Linked DNA regions of Homo sapiens: regions 2 and 3 are each linked to region 1. Evidence: chromatin loops called from intact Hi-C (ENCODE). Cell type or tissue: GM12878. All regions are shown on one strand. Region 1 overlaps ST8SIA4 (ST8 alpha-N-acetyl-neuraminide alpha-2,8-sialyltransferase 4). Region 2 has its middle 88 kb from the start of FAM174A. Region 3 has its middle 85 kb from the start of MIR548P.

Region 1 (8,000 bases):
AGATTCTCTTTAGAATTCATAGGTAAGTTCCTTCCTTCTAAATATTTCCTAGAACCAATATTTTAAATAAAGTTATGGTTCTAGATTCTGGGAGTATACTCAAGTATTTTTGACTTGCATACAATATGTAGATTCCCATCATTTCTCAATTCCTGTGTCACCTTTCCAGCCCCTCTCCCCATAACACAAACCAATTGTAGAAAAGTTAGTTCGAGTTAGATAAAGAAAATTTTTAAAAAATATATATTTTTTGAGCCCCCTGACCCTCAGAGATAATCAGACCCAACTCATATAGGAGCATTTTAGCTCTATGCATTGGGCCTGATGGACAATAATTTCAGTGGAGCAGAGATAGTGGAGAATGAAAGAAAAATGAATTTCATGAAACACAATGGAGATGAGAAAATATGCTGAAGAAGAGTTGTGTCTCTGCATGAAGGAAAAACAATGGTAGTAATAATAATTCCATTTATTGAACATTTATTTTATCATTGAATCATCATAAGTAGGTTTTATAAGTCTTTTTTTAAGATGAAAAGAATTGTGCCTCAAAAAGAATTAAAAAAAATCTGGTTAAGAATCCAGGTGGGAAGTTTTAGAATTGATAAATGTTTTATGTCTCAAGGTATAATTTTAGTATTTTTTATAGTTACATTTTGGAGATTGTCTTGATGTGGCACCTGCAAGGCATTTTATACAGTCCTTTTGTGGTTCAGTAAACAGCTACCTGGGCCTTAGTTATGGGATAGAGACTGTCAGTCACCCCAGGGTAAGGACTATGTCTTTTCTCATCTGGGCCTGTTCACCAGCCAAGTACCTGGAGAACAGTAGTTCCTTCAAAATTAAGTGGTCAATGGAGAACAGAAGCAATAATGAGAAAAGAAATAATTCAAAAAGTTAATTTAGGTAGACAAATATAATTATATAATGTAACTAATTACCTCTGGCAAGCTAGCTATTTCAATTTCAATTAATACTATTGAAGAGAGTTGTCACTGGACATTTATTATAAGTCCTATATGTATGTGTAATAGGTTTTATTTTGAGAAGCTATAGGTCTAATTTTAAGAATGCATTGGTTATACTGTGCTTTACCAATTCTAAGTAAACATAATAAAACATAATATTTATATTTGAAGTCATATGCAAGTATAGTTACATAAATAGATATGATTACTGAATCTCCTGTAGAAATTATTTGCTTGTATCCTTTAAAAATTAATTTTAGTTGTACTTACACACATATATTTCTTGCATATTTGTACATTTATGCACACACATAGACAAATATAATGCAACCATTTGAAATAATATCTTTGTCTAAGTTATACAATAATCAGTTGCCATACCATTCTTGATGGTGTGTCCTTGACTGCTTGCCTGAACTCATGAAGTTATTACAATATATTACCATCCAGAAATATTATAACACATAAAATAAGTCTGTTGACGGTTTATAGAGGTAACTTGAATTCGGAAGAATAAAATATTTGATGTATACGGATATCTGCTGCATATGACAGTTTCTAACTTAGAAATGGATTAGGCTTTAAAAATTTGAAATCCAGATAGGAAACTACTGGCTGTTTTATTCAACGATAAATACTACAGTACTAATTATGTGCTAGGCATTACTTAAAGCACTTTACAAATTTTACTTTATTTGGTCTCCATAACAACTCTATAAGGTAAATAATATTCCCATTTTATTGACGATGAAATAAAGCACAATGAAATCAAATATCTTATACCAGCTCACATAGTAAGTGGTAACACTAGGCTTTGAAACTCATCGGTCTGGCTCCAGAGTCTACACCCATAATTATTGCACAGAATGTCTTGTAAACTCTATTCCCTTTCACTTACTTGCCCCTTGTAACAGGTCTTCAACAGTTTTGCAAGCGATTGCTAAAGTCTTAGAGCGAGCCACATAAGTATTTTATCTTCAGTGTGGCACATTTATGACCAAAGATTGCAAAAATAACATGAGTATACTCTTAAAAATGAAACATAAATAATAAATAAAGACTTATCTCTTTATGTTGTTTAATTATGCTTTGGAAAGATCATTTTTCCTTACAGAAGAATATGTTGCTAGATAGAAGTGTTGTAGTAATTCTTTTTTTTTTTTTTTTGAGACGGAGTCTCGCTCTGTCGCCCAGGTTGGAGTGCAGTGGCGCGATCTCGGCTCACTGCAAGCTCCGCCTCCCGGGTTCACGCCATTCTCCTGCCTCAGCCTCCCGAGTAGCTGGGACTGCAGGCGCCCACCACCACGTCCGGCTAATTTTTGTATTTTTAGTAGAGACGGGGTTTCACCGTGTTAGCCAGGATGGTCTCGATCTCCTGACCTCGTGATCCACCCGCTTCGGCCTCCCAAAGTGCTGGGATTACAGGTGTGAGCCATCGCGCCCGGCCGACATGTAGTAATTCTAAAGGATCTGAATGTGTTCGAGAATTTTAGAGGTTATACACAACAAGTACTTTATTATGTCTACTGTAACTTATGACTTTCCTTTCCCCTATTATAGATATATCACTGTCAATATCCTATTGTTTCAATCTTTATTACTCTAAAATAGAATTCAGGCAAAGGAAAAAAGTTCAAGTAAATGAAAAGATTTATCAAAGCATTTAGGTAATAGTTGGGAGGAGTGAAGGGAAAAAATAGATCAAATAATATATAGGTGCTTGTATTTGAAAAAGGTTTGAGTTTAAATTTCTAATCCATGAGAGACCAAAAGACAAAGAATCTTTTGTGATCAAACCGATAGATAACTATTTGGAGGGGAGAGAGAGACAGTGCTGGGGAAGACTGCATAGCTCACACCGCTTTGTAGGGGCTCACTGGGTACTGTTCGCTGGGATTCTCTTGGCAATTAGCCCAAGAGAGCAGAGCATGGCAGTGAGGTGAGAGCAAGCGTGAATACACACTGATGCTCCTATGCGCAGAATATTCGCAGTTTATAGGTAAAGATATGTGACTTGCGAATATTCCTACACCTACAAATGACTATTCCCACACTGTTTTTATAGGTCACTGGGCTGTGTTTTGAGCTCAAATATTGCCTGCATCAGAATTCGTCGTTATTTCATAGTGAGTCATTTGACAAGTCTTTGTTCTTTTCCTGGCTGCAATAATTAAGCTAATGAAAATTCTTCTCAGTCTCAGACCTGCTGAGAAAATTTCCCAGGAATATGGGCCTTTGAAAAAAAACGGAACTCTTCCCTTGCTTACTTAAAAATAGTATTAAAAAATAGTAGTTTACCTCTTTTGACTTGAACCAATGCTTGTTCAAGACTAAGGATCTTCCACATCCCACACAGTCTTCTGATCCTCTTCTAGAATTCTAAGCCCTTTCTACCTAAATTTTCTAGAGGCAAAGTGCAGGTTTAGGCAAGGGAAATAGCCCTAGAGATGTCTATGGGGTCCCATGAGTGAGGAAATCCAGGGCAAAATCAACTTTTGGCCTGAGAGGAGCCTTTTAGCAAAGACGTGATTAGAAATCTTAAATCCAACCTATGTTTCTGTCTAACAGAAAAGCTTTTGATCCATAATGAGCCACTTTGAGGGATTTTCAAAGAGGTATTGCTTTTTGAGGTCTCAGAGAAGGAAAAGTGGAGCTTGGAGCCTGCAAAAAGCACACTGACCCTAAGGAGTACCGGAAAGTTGCTTTCTCAGGGAGCTATGAGTGAATGTTTTGGAAAGCTGCTTGCCTGGCACAAAAGAGGAACTCTGAAAGGCTGACAAAAATGTTCCTTATTTCAGCACGTATCAATTTATTACTCATCAGCTCATTAGGGTTTTACACGGTAGTTGGTTTATGCAGGCCCCAGTGTGTAATGAACCCGAGAAGTGAAAACTCCCCCAGAACCCCAGGCTCTCCCAGGACAGGTAATTTACTTTCCAGTGAATGGTAGTGGACTCATGTTTTTGTAGTTGCAATCGCAGGTTTGCTCTGATTAGTGAGATGTCCCAGAACTGTAAATTAGAGTGTTTTATTTTTGCTTCAGTATATACATTCTGTATATGCATAGCTAAGTGGATATAGAAATAGATTTCAGTTTGAAATTTGAATTACTTAACCAGTGTTTATCAACAGTGTACAGTACTGATGTTGCACATGGCATCAGGGCAAAGTGCTACAATAAAACATAGGAAATCTGTGATCTTAAAATGCACTTTGCCCTGTTCTTGTAGAGCCGTAGATTGTTGCTGTGAATGTCAGTGCTATTTAGGGAGGAACTAGAGTGACAAAGATACATCCTGGATTTCTTAGAGTTGCCTATGACCACACGTGCAGTTTGTCTCTGAAGCCAGGGAGTGCCTGATTAAATACAGGACCCACCCACTGTGAGAAAACACTCTGGCATCCCAGCTGCCATTCAGAATGTAAAATCCAGGATATGACCTGTCAAGATGAGCACTTCAGCATATTGTGGCAATGCAGCTGTCACTGAGATACATAAGTCTCCAGAGAAAAGCATTCAAACTGTTTCCATGGTGGAATGAATACAAATGCACAGCAGCTCTAGTCATATTTGAATGTGAGTTTTTTCAGCAGGATGGTCCATATTAAATATGCAGATGTGTGCAAGTGACCCCAGTACCTCTTCTCATCTCTGATTGCTGAGCATTTTCTGAAGGCATAATTTTCTTAGTTTTCATGTGAGAGGGGCAGGGAACATTTGTAAGCCATACAGAGTTAAGATATCCAGTTGTCCTTTTTCCTTAATGAAGACAAAATTGTTATAGATTATCCATGACACATCTGAAAAAGAGATGTTTTCACAACGTAGATTTAAGTTATTTTATATTTATTTCTTGATATTGAACTTATTCTCTTCAACACTCTGACAAATGTATAGTGCTAGCAACATATTTATAATAGAACTTCAAAACTTCTGACTTGTACCATTAGTGTCAGGAGAAGCCCAGTGAATATAATTAGTGATTTTATAAGTGTTTTTCTAATAAGGAATTAACGTGTATCACCCTACAAGTGTGCCCAAATAAGTGGTAACAAAAACTTGGGGAGGAAATTTCCTTCCTATGGGATGTGTGTGTGTGTGTGTGTGTGTGTATATACACACACATATATCTGAATAGAAAACTGAATATATATATTTACATATGTGTTATATACATTTACAGATAGGATTCGATGTATTAATGTATTATATATAATTGTTTATGTAAATATAATATACAACATATAACTATACATGTTATATAACTATTCTGAATAGGACACTCATATAGATATTTACTTTATTAATTAGAATGAAATGATATATTACCTAATGATACCCTGTAACAATTTGTTTCACTTGTTTTTCTCAGAAACTCTTGATTTTAATAATTCATTAATTTAACAAGTATATTCAGGCTTGTTATGTGAAAATGTTAAGTATATAAGTGTTTCCAGTTTGTTCACGTATAAATTTAGAACTTGCATATCCCCAAATACCTGAAAGCCATAACTGAACTACAGGATAACCTTCAGACCTTCACACTTGTCACTTCTTCATTGCACTGTGATTTTTGTTTTCGTATTTTTTTTTGGCCCCAAGTACCTATCATATTCCCCAGATGGCTTAGCCATCATCACTGGCAGATTATGAATAATGTTTTACATTGAACAGATGTAAGCAATTTGTAATTTTTCCCCTTTCTGAACCAGCTTTGTTTTGATGAATCAACTGGAAATTGAAACTTAAGTAGAACTTCTGTTTGAAAAGGAGCAATGTTTTCCCACATTGGCATATGTAGTCAGCTCTTAAATATAGAGAAGAAACAACGAATAGGGGAACTGGCCAGGGTGTGTGGCAAGAAATACTGGAAGATCATTATTTAGCATTGCCATATAGTTCCAATTTCTTTATTCTATAGAACCACATAATAATAAAAAAAAATTAAGTTGCTCCAAACCAACCAAAAGTTCATCAGGTTGCCTGTGTTTCTATCCAGTAAGAACATTCTTCAAAAGAACTAGAATTCTGGAAATACAGTAAGAGCTGGTGAAATGTTAAAAGAGAAAGAAATGAGCTATCCCCTTGACAAGGATGTGTTTGCTCTGCTGAATTGTATTTTATGTAATTATATAAATTATAATTGTATTTTTTGACCCTAATATAGGCAAGTCAAATTAAGCATTACTGACAATTTGGTGTTAGGATAAGCTCTCTACAAGCTACAAATTAGGTGAATAATCTCTCTACAAGCTACAGGTTAGGTAAATAATGACAAAAATATCTACCTAAGACAGACCTTAATTATATGGCTAGAAAAGGTACATTTATTTATATATCGATAGCCTATTCATAAATAATATATATTTTCCTTACAATAGCCAGTGGCCAGACCTAAAACGCCACTTAATGTCCAGAGTTCAGTTATGGTCCTGCACTTTCAGAGCCTGTTTCTGACCTGATAATTCTTGCAGTGGAAAGAGCAATCAAACTGAGTATCCTTCGCTTTCTTTAAAGTCTATGAGAACAATCTAATTGGCAGTTGGTCTGGAATAAATCTTAATTATTGAACACTTGCAAATTTGAAAACTTCATATGCTACAGACAGAATTTGATAACAAAAATGTCAACTATCCTAGGCAGACACTAATGCACTTCTTATTTCTGTGCTCATTACTTAATTTCAACATCACTGATATAGGAAGTTTAATGTTAATATATAAAATATAATTCAGTAGAATCATAGACCATCCTCAAAGTTTCTTTAACCCTTGCTTCCAAAAAATAAATAATTAAATAAATAAATAAATACACATGAAATCTCATGTCTATCTTTAGCAATATTTAGAATTGCAAAATAAATTAAATAATATGATTTGAACCCAATCAAAACAACTGTATTTATTATACTTCTTCTACTTATATCCCACTCTAGGAATCTGTATGTTTCTCTGACAGTGAATAATCATTGGTTCTAACAATCTGGTAAAATCTCTTATTTTTATTACTTTTTTAGAGATAGTCTCATACTGTCACCCAGGCTGGAGTGCAGTGGCATGATAATAGCTCACTGTAACCCCAAACTCCTGGGCTCAAGTTATCCTCCCACCTCTGCCTCTCCAATAACTAAGACTACAGGTGTATGCCACTACTGCTGGCTATTTTTTTTTTTTTTTTGTCAAGACAGGGTCTTGCTATGTTGCCCAGGCTGGTCTCACACCTTTGGCCTCCAGGACCCTCCCACCTCAACCTCCCAAAGTGATGGGATTGCAGGCATGAGCCACTGTGCCTGACCTAAGGATCTTATTAACTAAATCTTTTGTGTAGGCAGCCATTGGAGGAACTCATTAGGTGTATTTTCTTATTTGATTAAGGAACTGAATGGGATGGCTTACCTTGCCCCCCTCCACCTTTTTTTTCAGATGCTATAATTTAAAATTCCTTAGAGATATATAACAGAGTTCCTTAGTTCCTGAGTTTGCTTTGATACACAATTGTTAGACCAAAAATAAAAAGCCTTTTTTTTTCATGAATGTTCAAAATGTAGGATCCTCTGGATATCCCTTAAAGAGTTCCCATAAATTTTATGGATTCATAGCCTTCTTCCAAAGAAAGAATTAAGATAGCAACTGAGCTATTTCAGTTGTCTTTTAGTTAAGTAACCCCATTAGAGATACAATGTGAGGTTTCTTAATATTTTAAACTTAATATTTCCCCAATATTTTAATGCAGTTTATACTCTAGCACTCTATAGTTTCTTTTTGAACCTCTATATACCCTAGATTCTTCTCTTGCCTTCTGCACTCTACAGGTATTACATGCATTTTAGCAGTTTATACATGAAATTTGAGTCATCATACAAAACAATATTACATGAATGTACTAAAATAGAAACAGATGGTCAATAATACTGTACATTTCTTCGTAAACCAACTCCCACAGATTGCCTTTCTTCAGATTTTTTGCCCAAGTAGAACCAATCATCAAACAAGTGATTAGAGAGGCTTTATTATGGAAATATTCCTCTTGAA
Region 2 (8,000 bases), 200 kb after region 1:
ATAAATTGTTATTCTTAAGGGAGTCTGTAAAAAATCAAACAATGACTAGATTCACCTACATTTTTCTAGCCTACTTTGCTTATGGCTGGTTGTTCTATTACTCCAGGAAGTGACAATGAGGCTTTAAAAGGTTCAGAACATAACATTTTGCTTATTATATAATTTATTATATATATAAATTCAAGTACATGTTACTTAGAAAATTATTTCCTACAAAATTATTTTGAGATAAGCATAGTTTTTCTAATTTTTCTATTTCTCCATCTTCTGTGGCTTATTACTAAAAAAATAGTTATGATTGGAGCCTAATTATGTTTTACTGCCATGGAGATTTATACTCTTTGGTCACTTGTTACGTGTTTGAACATATCAAATACTTTCCACTGGAAGCAATTTTTAGAATACTACATTTTATTTAAAAGTAATAGTACCTTCCTAAAAAAAATCCTGTGTAACATCTCTTTAAGAAGCAAGGTACAGTATTTCCAAAGATGTGACTCTATAAAGCTGACACATCTTAGTGCTCCAGTTTTCTTTCCCATCAGTGACTTTGCTGTCACACTCACTCAGTTGTTACCAAGTTTTTTTGATAATGCAGGCAGTATGCAAGCTTAACCACTTATTTGAAAACCAAGCTATGTGCTTTCCACTTTATACATCATCACCAGCAATAAAAATCCTGAGATCAGGATGTTACTGGCAGCATTTTGACACTGCATTAGGTAGAGTAAAATCCAACTTGCTTTCTGGAAGTTCACGGCTCAGCATTGATGATAATGGTGCAATTGTTTTTCTTCTGTGAAATAAGCAGACCTTATTTCTAAGGCTTACTAGGCTGAATAAATGTGCAGTGAAAGAATGCTATTTCAAGTCTGAAAGGAAACTTTTCTGGTCATAGTTTTACTTTACAACTAATGTACTCCATTCATGATGATAGAAATTGCAATGTTGTTAGTGATCATGAATGTATGGTTATATATAAAAGAGATGAGTCTATATGTAGGCTATATGTAGAATTCAAATTTTCAGGATTTTTTCATTATATTGGATAAGTAGGACAGAGCTTTCTGTGCCCATCACCTACTGTGTTTTTACTCTTCTCACCCGTGGTTGAAAACTTTTTCATTGCCGCTGTTGTTTAGAATAATCATATACTAAAATTTGTTCATATTAGCAAGAAAATATTTTGAGAGGTTGCTCCGAAAGATAATCATGGATTATATTTCCCACAATGCTACCAAGATAGCATCAGGACACAGGATCTGGAATGAAAGAGAGGAGGGGAAAGATAGAAAACAGTAGGAGAATATGGAGAAGGAAACTAGGCAGAACAAAAGTGGTACTTGGAGCCTGGCCTTGAACCTGTTCAGAACCCAAGAGGAAATACATATTTGTCTAAATCCCAGGAACTAATATGAGTTGATGATCAACAAGTAATAAGATGGTTTCCTTGTCCATCAGTATGTTTTTGGAAATAAATATAATTTGTATTTAGACACAATGGAGGAATTGCATAAGCAAGACAGCCAAATGCCTAGAGTGATGAAATATGTGTGTGTGTGTGTGTGTGTGTGTGTATGAATGTGTATATATAATATGCATATATACAATTATATACACACATATGAATATATATTTTATATATATATATATTCATTCTCCAGTTTCAGGCATTCATAATCTGGGGCAGTCTCCTTGACACAGATACACAGCTTTTCAGAAATAGGGTGAAATGTCAGTATACACTCATGCCTCAAATAGCAGTATAGAAATTGAATCAAAATATCAGTCACAATTAGAAATGTGGGTAACTAGAAATTTCTGAGTACCTCTAAATATCTTTTTGAGGAACAACTATGTCCTTGAGGGAGAAAAGAATATACAAAATTTCCTTTGGCAAGATATGAAAGTTTACCATCCTCAGAGGATTTTTTTGAGAAATAAATTATCTATATAAATGTGTGGCAATATCTATAAAAATAATTTTAAAAATTTAAACATCCAGACTTCCCAAATTAAGACAAAAATCTCAAATACACTTCTCCTAGCATGAATAACAATCACAATTATATATAATGTATTTATAAATTTATAATTTATATACCATGTATAATGTATATATGATATACAACTTATAATATATAATATGTATATAATATACAGTATATATGCACAAAATGATATATGTGCCGTGTGCGTGTGTTTAGTCCAGCCACAATGCCTGCTATAAAGAAAGTGTTTGAAAAAACTGTTACTATTTCTTTATAAAACAAGACATCCAGAGTGTTGAGCACAAATATGCTATTATTGTATGAATGATACATGATAATCTTTACCTATGCATAAATTAATAGATTAGGATTAATATGATTACGTTGGGGAAATAATGCTTTCCTTGAAATAGTATATAAAGTACTTAGACAGCAGCCACTTACGGTTATACAGGTTGTGCACTGTGCAAAAATACCCAACTAAGGAGAGTAAGAAAGGGCAGAATTCCAGCATTTGTGCCATTCGGGAGATGAGATTTCTCAAGAGGAATGATTTTACAAATATTTATCAAGTTGCCTTAAAGGCTAATGTGGTAATACCTATAAAATAACTTTTATATTTTGATCATCTGGACTTCTCAAGTTTAAGAAAAAATTCTCGAATACTCTTCTCCTAGCACGAATAACAATCATGAGAATCTTAGATTTATGTGCAGACAAAATTGTTAATTGTAAAACTTTAGGTGACTGTTTTTTCTTTTTTCCAGAATACTAATACTCATCTTGAAATATATTTTATTATCCATCTATATGAAGTGAGAGAAAAAATAAATAGGCATCTGGGTTTAATTTGTTACATGAGGACACTTGGGAACATTTTTGGAGTACTGTTTTAATGGGTTAGTCGGCTAATGTTTTTCTTACTTCCTTTGTTTCTCTGTTTCTTGATAATCATTAATTATGTTCAGAAAATAATGCCAACATCATTATAAATATAAAACTCAATGTCTGATTAATATACATCTAGTTTAGAAAAGTCCTCTGGATTATGATCATCCTGCACTTCCTATGAAGAATTAATTTCTCACCCTTGCTGCTAATACCTCCATCAAAAATAGTTCTGGGTCTGTTGTGACTCCTAGTGGCTTAAAGTAGCAGCTTTCTCTGCTTACTTCATACCGATGTGTCATATTTCTCTCCACTTTCCCTTCACTGTATTTTATTTTTTGGTTCTAGCAAGTTACACATGTGTACATCTTTATCTCCTTCTTTCCGTTGTTACTTCCTCCCTGTACTCAGCTTCTTTCTGAAGAAAATGGAAAATCCTTCTCTTCTTTTTTCCACAAAAGTCATTTATATGTCCTTATCTTTCTATATTAAACCAGCTTTTCCCCCAAAAAATCCTCGAAATGTCATTAAAAAATTGTGTTGTTTAGTAGCTTGGCTTAATTCTGAATGTAAAAACATGATTTTATCTTTAAGATAATAGCCACCCTAACAGGTGTGAGGCGATATCCCATTGCGGTTAGGATTTGCATTTTCATAATGAATACTGACGTTTAGCATTTTTCATATACCTGTTGGTCATTGTATGTCTCCTTTGGAAAATTTTCTACTCAGGTTATTTGCTCATTTTTAATTGGCTTGTTCGTTTTCTTATTATTGGGTTGAGTTCCTTATATATTTTGAATATTAATATTTTATCAGATATATGGTTTGCAAATATTTTATCCCATTCTGTAAGCTGTATCTTCACTCTGTGACTGTTTCATTTGCTGTGCAGAAGCTATTAGTTTGTTGCAATTCTAGTTGTCTATTTTTGCTTTTGTTGCCTGTACTTTTGACAATCCCTTTTGAACTTTGAATCTTTGAATAATTCCAAGGAACAAGCAAAATTCTGATTCCTTTGCAGAGGTTCTGTGGAGGTGAAAATATGCAGGTGTGGTTGCAAGTACCCAGTGCTGGTGGTAGCAGTGGCAGAATCATGAGCAGATCCTTACTGTGGAAGGATTTTGGTTGTTCTCATCTTGCTTCGTAAGCTTCCCAGTATTCTCCTTGAACATCCAAAGCTCCGTAAATTCCTTCCAATAAATAACGTTGTAACAAATTCTTTTGTTCCTAAAGTTAGTCTTACTGCCATTATTACCATTGAAATCTTGACTGCACAGTCATTTCTCATAACATTCTAAAGTGGATGGACCATGCAAAAGGGCTCCATCTTTTTTTTTTTTCGAGACAGAGTCTCGCTCTGTCGCCCAGGCTGGAGTGCAGTGGCATGATCTCAGCTCACTGCAAGCTCCGCCTCCCGGGGACACGAAGGGCTCCATCTTAATGACCGCAACTGAAGTTCCAGGCTTGTCGATGAAACTGTGAGACTTGATCTCAGAATCGAATAATATTTATTCTCCCAATCCAGGAAGCAGAAGTGTTATTCTAAAATAATATCAATGCCTATAGTATAATATACTTTTGGTAAGACCATAAATAAATAGATGGCAATGGGTAATATTCAGTTCAGCCTGCTTCAAACCACTTTTCGTGAACACCTATTTATGTTTGGCATTGGGCTTAAAATGATTAATCAAGTGTTATACTATTCTTCACAAAGTTTAGAGTCCAGAATAGAGACATAGATCATAATACTCATAATACAATGTAAAAAGAGAGAGACTGCATAGCTATTGCTGAGGGTGCAAAGTTCAGGGATAAAGTGAAAAAAAAAACAAACTGTCCTAATTAGAGACAGTGAAGGATGTTGAAAGAGGTGATAATAGACTTAACACAGAGAGGAGCGCCTGAAGACTGAAGTAGTAAATTGTGGAGCAGAAAAAAAAAAAAAAAAAGAACGAACGAATAAGTATTTTTATAGCGTTTGTTTGTTATGATAAAACCAGCATGTTCAGTGTCTATCAGATGCTACATAAAGCAGACCAAGATGCTTGCAGTCACTGGGGAGGATTGTGTATGCAGGATGCAGGTATAAAGGAGACACAAAAAAGTCCACAGCACCACACTGAATAGTCTCTCAAGTGTCTCAGCTTTAGCATCATTTTCCTACTTGTCATGAGCATAATTTCCCAGTGCTATACTCTTCGTTAGGCAGACACTGCAATTAGCTATTAGCTGTCACACAGAGAAGCAGAGGAGCCCAGCTCAGGTGTAACAGCCAGGCTTCCTTTCACCAAGGCTGGAGGGAACCTCTTCTATCGGTTTGTTTATTTGTTTGTTTACAGGAGACAGTGCTGACTGCCAAATACATTTTAAGGACAAAAGTTGAAGCAGAAGGAAGGCAAACGTTAAATCTACAAAAGTGATTATCAGATTTCTTAAAGCTGTGATCACACTCATAATCTCTATTAAGATTTTACTTCCCCCTTTTCATGTTCAAAAATATTTGCTTTTCAAATAGTTTCTCCATATTTAAAAATTCTAGGCAACATTTGTGAAGTCTTTTTGAAGCCACAGGAAAACATATATACATATACATATACGTGTGTGTGTGTATACATGCTTATATATATCACATACATGTATATGTGTTTATATGTTTTCCTGTGGCTTTAAAATGTTGCCTAGAATTTAAATTATGTGTATATATATGTGTGTATGTATGTATATAATACATACATACAAACATACATAATTTACATATCCACCATTACTATATATAGTAATATGCACACACATATACATAATCTATATATAGTATACATATACTGTGTGTGTATACTATATACATACACATACATTTATGTGTAATTTATATGTACATACACTTACATACATTTATACGTAAATTTTCAGTGGAATGGTTTGAACTTTACCTGGGGTGAATTGACCTCATTTTAGTAGGCAGCACAACTTAATGCCCAAGAATAGAGACAATCTTTAAAGGTCATTATAAACGAACTATTTGAAATTTTCTAGAAACATCTAATTACATAAAGGTAATAGTAATAAACTTACTAAAGCCATTATATGGTCTTATCTACCGTATATACATATTAAATTACATGGCTAAAGATTCCTAAAGTAATACTTTGTTAGGTTGGTTTGAATTATGGCATATGCTCTAGATGAGCAAATTGGTATTTATTTTAAATTAGTATAGATTTTACTTTTTCCTGACAATTGTTGATAACCTCACAGACAGCATGAATTAATAATATTTTATTGTAACTTCTAAAGTTACTTATTTTCTTACCTATTCCTAAAACATTTCCTAGAATATATTCTAGCTATTTATAAGCCTTGAACTATCTGATTGTTACTGTTGTCACAGTGAAATTAGACTATCTGTGGAAGAGACAAGCAACATATTTTTTAGTTGCATCTGTCAACTAAATTAGCAGGGCACATCCGATATCTAATATAATATTTCAATAATTATTATCAGTTATACTAGATGTGAAGAAGAAAGAACCACTTAATTTTTAAAGTGAAGATTGAACTTCAACACTGTCAAAAAAAATCTTGTTTTGACTTGTAGAGTGGTCATATTTGCTATGTAAGACAGAGATGGAGAGAAAATAAGAAACAGCAGAATGACATCTTGAGAAGTCCTTTTTTGACCAAGACCACAGGGCAAAAACGTTTAGAGTATAACTGTAAAATTGTTTTAACATTGATTCTTAGCAGGAAAAAAAATTAAAATGTAATTGCGCTCACATGTTTTCTTTTTTTGTGTTGAATTTGTTTTGTTCTTATGAAAATGAATCTGATTCAAGAGAGGCCTGCAGCTGAAATCCCTACCTGGGGACTCTCAGTCACACTGATGAGCACAGGTTGTAGCTCCAGCCTCCAAATAAATCAGGTACAAGCAAATCACTCCACTACTGTCAATGCTCTGGATATTTCCTTATTTGCTGTACTTTCCGAGCACTTGAAATCATCCCTTAACTTTAGTCTCAAAGGCCTGAAATATAAAGATGTCTGTATTAGATTCCAATTGCTGCCTTAGCAAACTGCTACAAACTCAGTGACATAAACCTATACAAATTTAAAATCTTGCAATTCTGAAGGTCAGAAGTTAAAAATGAATTTTACCGGAATAAAATCAAGGTGTTAGCAGAGCTTCATTTCTTCTAGAGACTCTAACAGAGAATCCTTGCCTTTCTAAAGGCTGCCGCATTTTTTGGCTTATGGTCCTTTTCTCCATCTTCAGAGTCAGCAGCATAGTATCTCCAAATCTCTCTCTCTCGCTTTTTCTCTCTCTCACACACACACAATAATATGTCTACAAACCTCCTATAACTCTGCCTCTCCAGCCTTTGTGATTATGTTGGCCCTATGTAGATAATCTAGGAGGGATAATAGATAGTAATTAATAGCAACTAATGAATGGTAAGAAGTTATTTAAATGTCCCTTTGGTGATATTAAATACATTCCATTATGTTTATTGATAATATGTATTTTCTCTTCTATGAATTGCCTTTTTACATTATTTGCTCATTTTCCTAATAACAATGTCTATTTTTATGTTTTCCATTTGTATGATCATTTTGAATACTAAGGAAAGTAATCCTTGCAGTGTCACGTACGTTGCAATATTTTTCCAGTTTGGAAGTTGTCTTTTGATATTATCTCTGAAAGGTTTCCTGCTAAATGGTTTATAGTACATTCATTCATTCATTGATTCATTCAGAATTTGCTCACTCAATGAAGGAGAAGGAAGGAAGGAAAGGTCTAAAGAGCACATGTGAAAAGAAGGTGAAGGTAAGTAAAGAGTTAGTTAAATATAAAACCATGTAAAATCTCACTTCGTTCTACAACAATCTAGAAGTGTAGACAAAAGCTTTTCAGTTTTGCAGCTTAATAAATGGAGGCTCAGAGTTTAAGTAATGTCACCGGGATTTAAAACAATATCTGAATGGCTTAAAAAGCTCTTTTATTAAACTATGGTACCAAATGTGGTGATATTACTGCAAATCTCTTCAGTGTTATGCAGTGACCCTTTTATCCTACATAATCCAATTGAGTTGACCTGTCATGTTTTATGAATAGTAAAA
Region 3 (8,000 bases), 97 kb after region 1:
TTCCAGCTGTAATTTGACTCACTCAGAGATCACTGTATTTTTCAAGTTCTGAAGCTCAGGTCCTGGATCAGATCAGTTAAATTACCTCTCTAGAGGTGGCAGTATACATTTTTCCATTTAATCCTCAAAGAAAGTGAACATCAGTGAAATAGGCTTTCGCATTACCCCTTTTTACAGATAAAGATAGTATGGCTCAGAGAAGTTAAGCAAGACTGAGAAAGCTAGTCAATGGCAGTATGGGACACAAATTTGATTTATCTGATTCCATGTATGATATTCTTTCCATTTGACTGTGAAACTTCACCATTGTTAGTGGAATTTGAAATAAGACCTCAGGGCCACTAGCAATTCTTTAGAAATTACTGTGGTATAAAAAAGGTCTCTGAGGGATGCAAATTGCTAAATGCAGTCTAATGGAGGATGTCAATTCATACACGGGGTATTATTGTGCCCTGTGATAAGACTAACAGGGGAATATATAAGGTTCTTAAGGAACACGAAGAAGAGTGTTTTAGCAAGTGATACATGGAGGAGAATCTCACCCTTTCACTAAGCTCCCTGTTTACAAAATTTGGCTTTAGTTAAAATGGGGGCTTATTTTAGGACCCTGAGATATTTCAGTAAATTCAACTGAGGAAATAAAACCTGACCTTCCATGTCCTAGAAAGTGAGCAATTTGTTACTCTGTGTTGTTTGGGAGGTGGGTCTCCTCTTGTCTGTCTCCCTCTGCACATTGGCTCCACCTGCTTCTGAAGTTGGGCTTTATATTTTTACTCATAGCTTCTCTGCACAGGTGAAGACTCCTCTGGCTACACAACATTCCTTTTTACCTTTCCCTGCTTTATATTTCTCCACTGCACCATCTTATATACTCCATACCCTCCTTGTCTATTTACCATCACTTTCCCTGACCAGGTGGCATCACAGAGGAGGTATATTTATCAGTTTGATTCACTGCTGTGTCCTCAGTACTTACTTAGTATTTGACACATATAGAGCCTCAATAAATATATGTTGAATAAATTAATGAGTGATTAATTAAATGGAGACTTCTTCAAAAACTTAAACTTTTTCCTGATGATTTGAGATTTACTGATATTGATCAGGAAATTAGTTCAAGCTCAAGCTTCAGTATTTCTCTTTGTTGTATTTGACAAAAAGAATTTGCATTTACCTATTTTTAGGCTTCAGATATATATTTTTTTCTTAATTCTCTGGAATAACTAATATCACTAATTTCTTAACTTCAAGTTTATTGTACTGAGGTAGCGTCATGATCAAATGGAAAGACCAATATACTTGGAATTACAGATTTGAAGTGGCATCCATACATTAAACCCAAGGGATTTATTGTTTTAAGTGGTGAAACATGCAAAAGATATAGCCCATTTTAAAAGTGGTAATTATTAATTTTTTCTATGAAAGTGTATCTTGTTCATGACTATTAAAATTGTTTCTAATTTAAGGCTATTACATGTATGAACATTCTGCTATGAACATTCATGTATGTTCATAGCAGTTTGGGACATGTGCTGTCATTCCCTTGGGTAAATACTAAAGAGCATAATGGCTGGATCCTATATAAGGTTTATGTTTAACTTTTTAAGGAAGTGCCAAATTCTTTCCAAAGTTAGGTAGTACTTTACATTGCACCAGTGGTATGTAAAAGTTCTAGATCCTCTGCATCACTGTCAACACTCATCATGTCTCTTCTTTCTAAATTTAGCAATTCTTACAGGTGCACAGTTATACATCACTGTTGTTTTAATTTGTGTAACCAATGATATTCAACATTTATTCTTGTGCTTATTTTCCATCCACATATCTTCTTTGATGCAAAATCTATTAAAATATTTTGCTCACTTAGTTGTGTAATATTATTCAGTTTTGAAAGCTCTTTATTCTGGATATAAATCCCTTTTCATCCTTTTCATATATATTATTAAAAGTATTTTTCTCAATGCCTTTCGTGTGTGTGTGTGTGTGTGTGTGTGTGTGTGTGTGTGTGTGTATACACACACACAAAGGTAGACTGCTGCCTCATCCAGTGCCTCATTGGGATGTGTCTGGAGTCTTGGAAGCCTTATTACCCACGTCCTCCTACAAATAGACCTTGAGAGCTTGTTTGGAGATTCTAGCAGGGGAGCACAGCTACTCGTATACCCTTGACAGAAGACGCATCTTCCTCTATCAAGGATGGTTGTCCTCTTCTGCCAAGCATGCAGCTTCAGGAAGAACGCACATGGAGCAGTGAGGGAGGAAGGGGACACACACCTAGCCAGCTACGTCAGCCAAATCAACCCTGATGATCAATGGGGTGACAGATGTCACAGCCAGATCGCCTTCACATCCTGCCTTTATTAATACATTCTCTTAATGGTGTTAGTAAAGGAACGTTTTTTAATTTTAAAGAAACTACATTTATCAATATTTTATTTTGTAGATAATGCTTTTGGCATCATATCTAAGAAATATTTGCCTATCCCTGGGTCCTAAAAATGTCCTATGTTTTCTTCTAGAAGTCTTACAATTGTAAGTTTTATCTTCAAGTTTATAACACACTTTGAGTTAATGTTTGTATATGGTATGAGTTATGGATTTAAGTCAGGTTATTTTAACTTAAGGATTTCCAATGGTTTCAGTAACATTTACTGAAAGACTATCTTTTTTTCACTAAATTGTCTTTGTAATTTTGTTGAAAAGAAGTTGTCAATTTCTTGGTTCTTTTTCTGGATTTTGTATTTTGTTCCAATAGTCAAGTTTTTATTCATTATCTCAATGCCAAACTGTCTTGTTTATTGTACTTTTATAATAATTCCTAAAATCAGTCAGTGTTCATCTTCCAATTTAACTCCTCTTTTTCAAACTCTCTTTTGGTAATTGTAGGTTCTTTGAATTTTTGTATAAATTTTAGGACAATCTTATAAATTTATACTAGAAAACTGCTGCTTTTTTCACTTGGGATTGTGTATTGAATCTATGGTTCTATTTGAGAGCAACTGATAGCTTAACAATACTGAATCTTCAACCTGTGAACATAATGTACTTCTCCATTTATGCAGGTCTTTAACATTTTTTCTCAGCTATTTTTGATGGTTTTCAACATGTAGTCATCTTACATCTTTAAAAATATGTATTTTACATATTTCATAATTTTCATGTTACTTTAAATGGTATTTTTAACATTTCAACTTCTATTGATAGTGTGTAGAAATACAGTTATTTTGTATTTAAGAGTATTGTGATATTCTGTTATTTTTGCTTGTTTGTGTGTTCAGCACCTTCGTGCATTTTTAACTACTTCCACAGAAACCGGTGATTTTCTACTCGACAGAGATTGAGAATTTTAGCAGAAATAGAAGAGAGGTACTCCTCCATCAAAGTGAAACCACAAAAATCTTGTTTACCTTGCACTTTCTGTTTAAACACGGTTGGACCACATAGCAGCCAGATCAGTTAGAAAGGCTGCTCTTTCTTCTTCCTGTCCCTGTCTTCTCCCATCAGTGCACAAATTCTAAACCACGGGACTACTTGACTCTCCATTCTAGGGTGGCTGTGCTAGGAGTCCGTGTTCCTATAATGGATACATTCATGTACTTGGAGAATATGATCCCATGTCTATTTCCTTTAGAGAGAAGCTCTGAAAATATATTTGATAGTGAATGATCTGGAAGATTATTCCAATTTACCCTTCCAACATCTGTTTTCATGATCTCCTTTTTCTGCACTGTTTCTTCTACACTATATATTCTGCCACAGAGTGGCAAGGATAATTCAACTTGAGTATATTTTAGGTTAAAAAAGTGTTATCGACTTTTTCATAAATTATAATATACCTCTATGTATCTTTTTCCCCTTTGCATTTTTATTTAGGTTATCATGTTCTATAAATTTTATCAAATAATACAAATTAGATGAGAATGTGAAGATAGTTGATTTAAACGAGGATATCTAATTTATATGAGGATAATAGTTAATATACTATTTTTTGGTAAGGTATTAATTTGTGTTCTTAAGTTGAACTTTTATAGTTCACTATCCTATTTAAATGACAAGAGCACAAGAATTAAAGCAAGTAAATATTGAAATTCTAAAAACCCTTCCTGAAAATTCCAAGTTTTATCAAGGAGCTAATTTTTACAAAAGACTAATTTTGTACATATTTTAATTTTCTAAAATATGACGTGCCACTTCTTGTGTGTGTTTCAGTGTTTGTGAGTGTTACATATTCTGTTTCCTGAAAATAACTTGGTTTATTCAGCAAAATACAGTTCTGTTTTTTGAAGCAAACTAGATTCCTTCTTTTCAAAGTTTGATAGAAAGCATAGATATTTGCCTCTGAAGTTTTCCATAATTAACTTGGTTTGGAAGATATGTTTGAAAGTATTGATTAAATTATGTCCTTTTTCCACCTTTGTTTTTTGTTTTTTGTTTTTTGTTTTTTTTGAGACAGAGTCTCTCTCTGTCGCCCAGGCTGGAGTGCAGTGGGGCGATCTCGGCTCACTGCAACCTCCGCCTCCCGGGTTCATGCCATTCTCCTGCCTCAGCCTCCCAAGTAGCTGGGACTACAGGTGCCCCCCACCACGCCCGGCTAATTTTTTGTATTTTCATTAGAGACGGGGTTTCACCGTTCCTTTTCCTACATTTAAGCTCTCAGATAATTGAGAATATGCAATAACAAGGAAATGAGATACTAGACCAATTTGAACTAATATAAACAAATTTCCAATATTCATCTCAAGCATAAAAATACTTATGGGATCATGTTGGGCTTAGTTCTTAATTAGATCTTGAAGCTCATTTTCTTAACCACATTCCAACAACTTTGAATGACATTTTAAATACTCTGTTGCCTTGGTGTTTTATATCAATTAGCATTGTTGTTTTCTAGCTTACTTATTATTTTTTACTTATGAATTTATTAGTCTAATGACTTCATATGTATTATATGCTCATATTACCAGATGAATTTTGAGTAAGTTTTTAAATTATTTTCATTCTTCTTTAGTTAAATGGTCTCTACAGAAAACAAGATAAATTTGCATATATTCCATATGCATGCTGAATTGAGAATGCAGGTTTTTCTTAAGCAATACCCAAGGTAGTTATTTAATACTCAAGCATTTTGGCAATTTCTTTATATGCTGCTGTTGACTTTTACTGGACTAATTTCTCTATAGGCAAAAGTAAATGGCCAGTGTTAACTCAGAAGATTTTACAAGTTTGTAGTTTTACATAATTATACATAAAATAAGTCATTCAAATTTGAAGAAGTATTGAAGTTTTAATAAATTATGTTAAGTCAAGTTTAAAATCAAATGTATGCTGATTTGGGTCCAATAATAGGGATAAAATATTAAAAATTAAAAAAAGAGAAGAAACAACAAAACAGTAGAAAATGGAGAACCTAAGATTAGCAGTTGGAATTTAGATGATGTATTAATTTTTCTGGAAATCCATGTTGTTTTCTTCATTGTGTCACTTACAAACAAATATATCAAATAGTGCTTTATCAAGATAGTATTCATTTTTATATTTCTGCATTAATTAATCAAACATTTATTCAACAACATCTGTGTGCCAGATACTTTGGTAGGTACTGAGCATGCAAAAAGGAGCCAACAATATAATGGGGTAAAAACCTAGATAAGCAACTGACTCCATTCCTGTAGAGTAGTAATACTGTCTGCCTAACTTGTAATGATTCTTTAACTTTTAGCCGTAATATCACTTTTTGTAGACATTGTTCCTTGAGTAATATTCCTTACTTTCAACTGTATTAAGAGACACTACTAGGTATTTCCTCAACATTCTGTTCTTTCTTTATTGTATCACTTACCACACTTTAATGTAAATGCTTGTTTTAAAATCAAACATTCTAAGCTTTGGCAGGACAGATCAAAACTGCCTTGCTCATATTTATACCCCTTGTTCCTATCACAATACTTGGTGCGTGGTGTATGTTTACTATAAGTAGTTGAATGCATGCAAAAGGAAGAGGGAGGGAGAGAAATGCAGAGAGGAGAAACAGGGATAATGAAGGAAAAAGAAGAAAAGGAGTGAGGAAGACAAATCTCACACTGAAAACCTCCATTAAAGTCTGTTTTGGATTAAATTCTCAATTTATTTTCAGATAAGTCAAATTTACAGATAGAATAAACAATAGAAGAAGCTAAAATTCCTAAAAAATATTATTTCCCCTAAATATGCTCTGGCGAGGGTTCTGGAGACAAACATGCACATGAGGTCTCATTCTACTTTCAATCTACCACCAAACTATTTAAACAGTTTGAAGAAAGCTCAGTAACAAAATCATAGATAAAAATGTCTATATTCATGTATCAGTCAAATGTCTACCTAAGCAGACCAAGATGTAGGAAAATTTCAAAATGTTATCTATCTAAACAGACTGTATAAGATACCACTTAGAAAAATCCAAAAGTCATTTTCATGTAACAAATCCAATGTCAGAATTCCAAATAAAATATTTCCAAATGGGTAGGAAATTATATATATATAATTTTTATATATAAAAAATATATAAATTATATATATAATTTTTTACATAAAAATTATATATATTTAATTCTATATATTATATTATTTATATAAAACTGTTAAAATTATATATATAATTGTATATAATATATTATAAATAATATATAAATATATATTATTATATATAAACATATAAATATATATTATTATATATAAACATATAAATATATATTATATATAATATATAAATATAAATATTATATAATAAAAAATTATGTATAATTATATTTAATTTTAGGTTAACTTCACACTATGAAATATATATGTATGTACATACATACATGTATATATGTATATACATATATAAATATTATATATAATATAATATATAATATATAGAATATATTTATATAAAATTTATATATAATTTATATATTTATATAAAATTATATATAAAAGTATATACAATTATATATAATTATATTTAATTTTAAGTTAACTGCGCTATGAAATATATATATACATGTATATGTATTATGTACATAATTTTATATTATATATATAATATTTATATTTATATATGTATACACATATACATGTATATATGTGTATACATATATATTTCAGTGTGAAGTTAACTTAAAATTAAATATAATTACATGTACATATATGTATGTACATATATACATTTTCATGTGCATATATATGTATATACATATATGTACATAATTTTATATTATATATAATACATTATCCTTATATTTATATATGTATGTACATATATACATGTATATATGTACATACATATATATTTCATAGTGCGAAGTTAACTTAAAATTAAATACAATTACATGTAGATATATGTATGTATTTATATACATTTTCATGTGCATATATATGTATATACATGTACGTACATATATACATGTATATATATGTATGTACATATATATATTTCATAGTGCAAAGTTAACTTAAAATTAAAACAGAAGGTTTTATCTTTTCTTTGGTACATTTTCTCTCTGATGCTGTATTTTCAATATTTTTTACAGCTAACATACATTATATTTCTACTTACACAAAATAAAGACAAATGTTAATAAAAATAACAATGTGGAATTGAAATAACCATAAAATCATAAAGCAAAATATTCTCATGTTCATATTTGAATATATACATAGCTATATATGTCCACTGATTGTCTTTGTTAAGAATAACGTAGTATATATTGAATTATGCCCTATTTAATCAAAGAGATTATTTTTCTAAACTGGGCATAGATTTGCCTTGCCCATATATTCTTTGTCTATATCATTTTATAACTTTGCTGCAACATCTTCTGGAAATTATTATTACAGTTAAAAATTGAAATACCTGGGTCAAAAGTTTACATATTTTCCAGGATCTTGAAATATTTTGATACATACTTGCTAGACAGGTTGCCTATTTCATCATTTCTATATTAAAACTGATTATTATAATTCTTAAAATATGTGCTAAC

The links. A loop is a pair of places that touch in the nucleus more often than their neighbours do. Peaks named below come from ENCODE experiments on the same cell type or tissue, not always from the same donor. Only the 100,000 strongest peaks of a DNase experiment are listed, where the experiment ranks them.
Region 2: a loop joins it to region 1, with 2.6 times the contacts of the local background. A loop is called at or near these places in 2 of 110 quality-filtered maps.
Region 3: a loop joins it to region 1, with 2.1 times the contacts of the local background. A loop is called at or near these places in 2 of 110 quality-filtered maps.

What each region holds. Positions count from the first base shown.
Region 1 is chr5:100,824,043-100,832,042 of GRCh38, reverse strand. The region is part of intron 4 of ST8SIA4 (ST8 alpha-N-acetyl-neuraminide alpha-2,8-sialyltransferase 4); the gene reads left to right. Among named protein-coding and RNA genes, the nearest start is that of MIR548P, 11 kb to the right of the region's middle. RefSeq lists an enhancer at 4,420-4,469. In GM12878, no CTCF peak of the experiment used is centred here; DNase peaks (open chromatin) are centred at 3,003, 3,792 and 5,622; H3K4me3 peaks cover 1,985 bases; H3K27ac peaks cover 4,356 bases.
Region 2 is chr5:100,619,055-100,627,054 of GRCh38, reverse strand. No RefSeq gene overlaps it. Among named protein-coding and RNA genes, the nearest start is that of FAM174A, 88 kb to the right of the region's middle. RefSeq lists a silencer at 3,125-3,214. In GM12878, a CTCF peak has its summit at 3,133; a DNase peak (open chromatin) is centred at 3,144.
Region 3 is chr5:100,727,410-100,735,409 of GRCh38, reverse strand. It overlaps the pseudogene RN7SKP62. Among named protein-coding and RNA genes, the nearest start is that of MIR548P, 85 kb to the left of the region's middle. In GM12878, no CTCF peak of the experiment used is centred here; a DNase peak (open chromatin) is centred at 3,429; H3K4me3 peaks cover 608 bases; H3K27ac peaks cover 784 bases.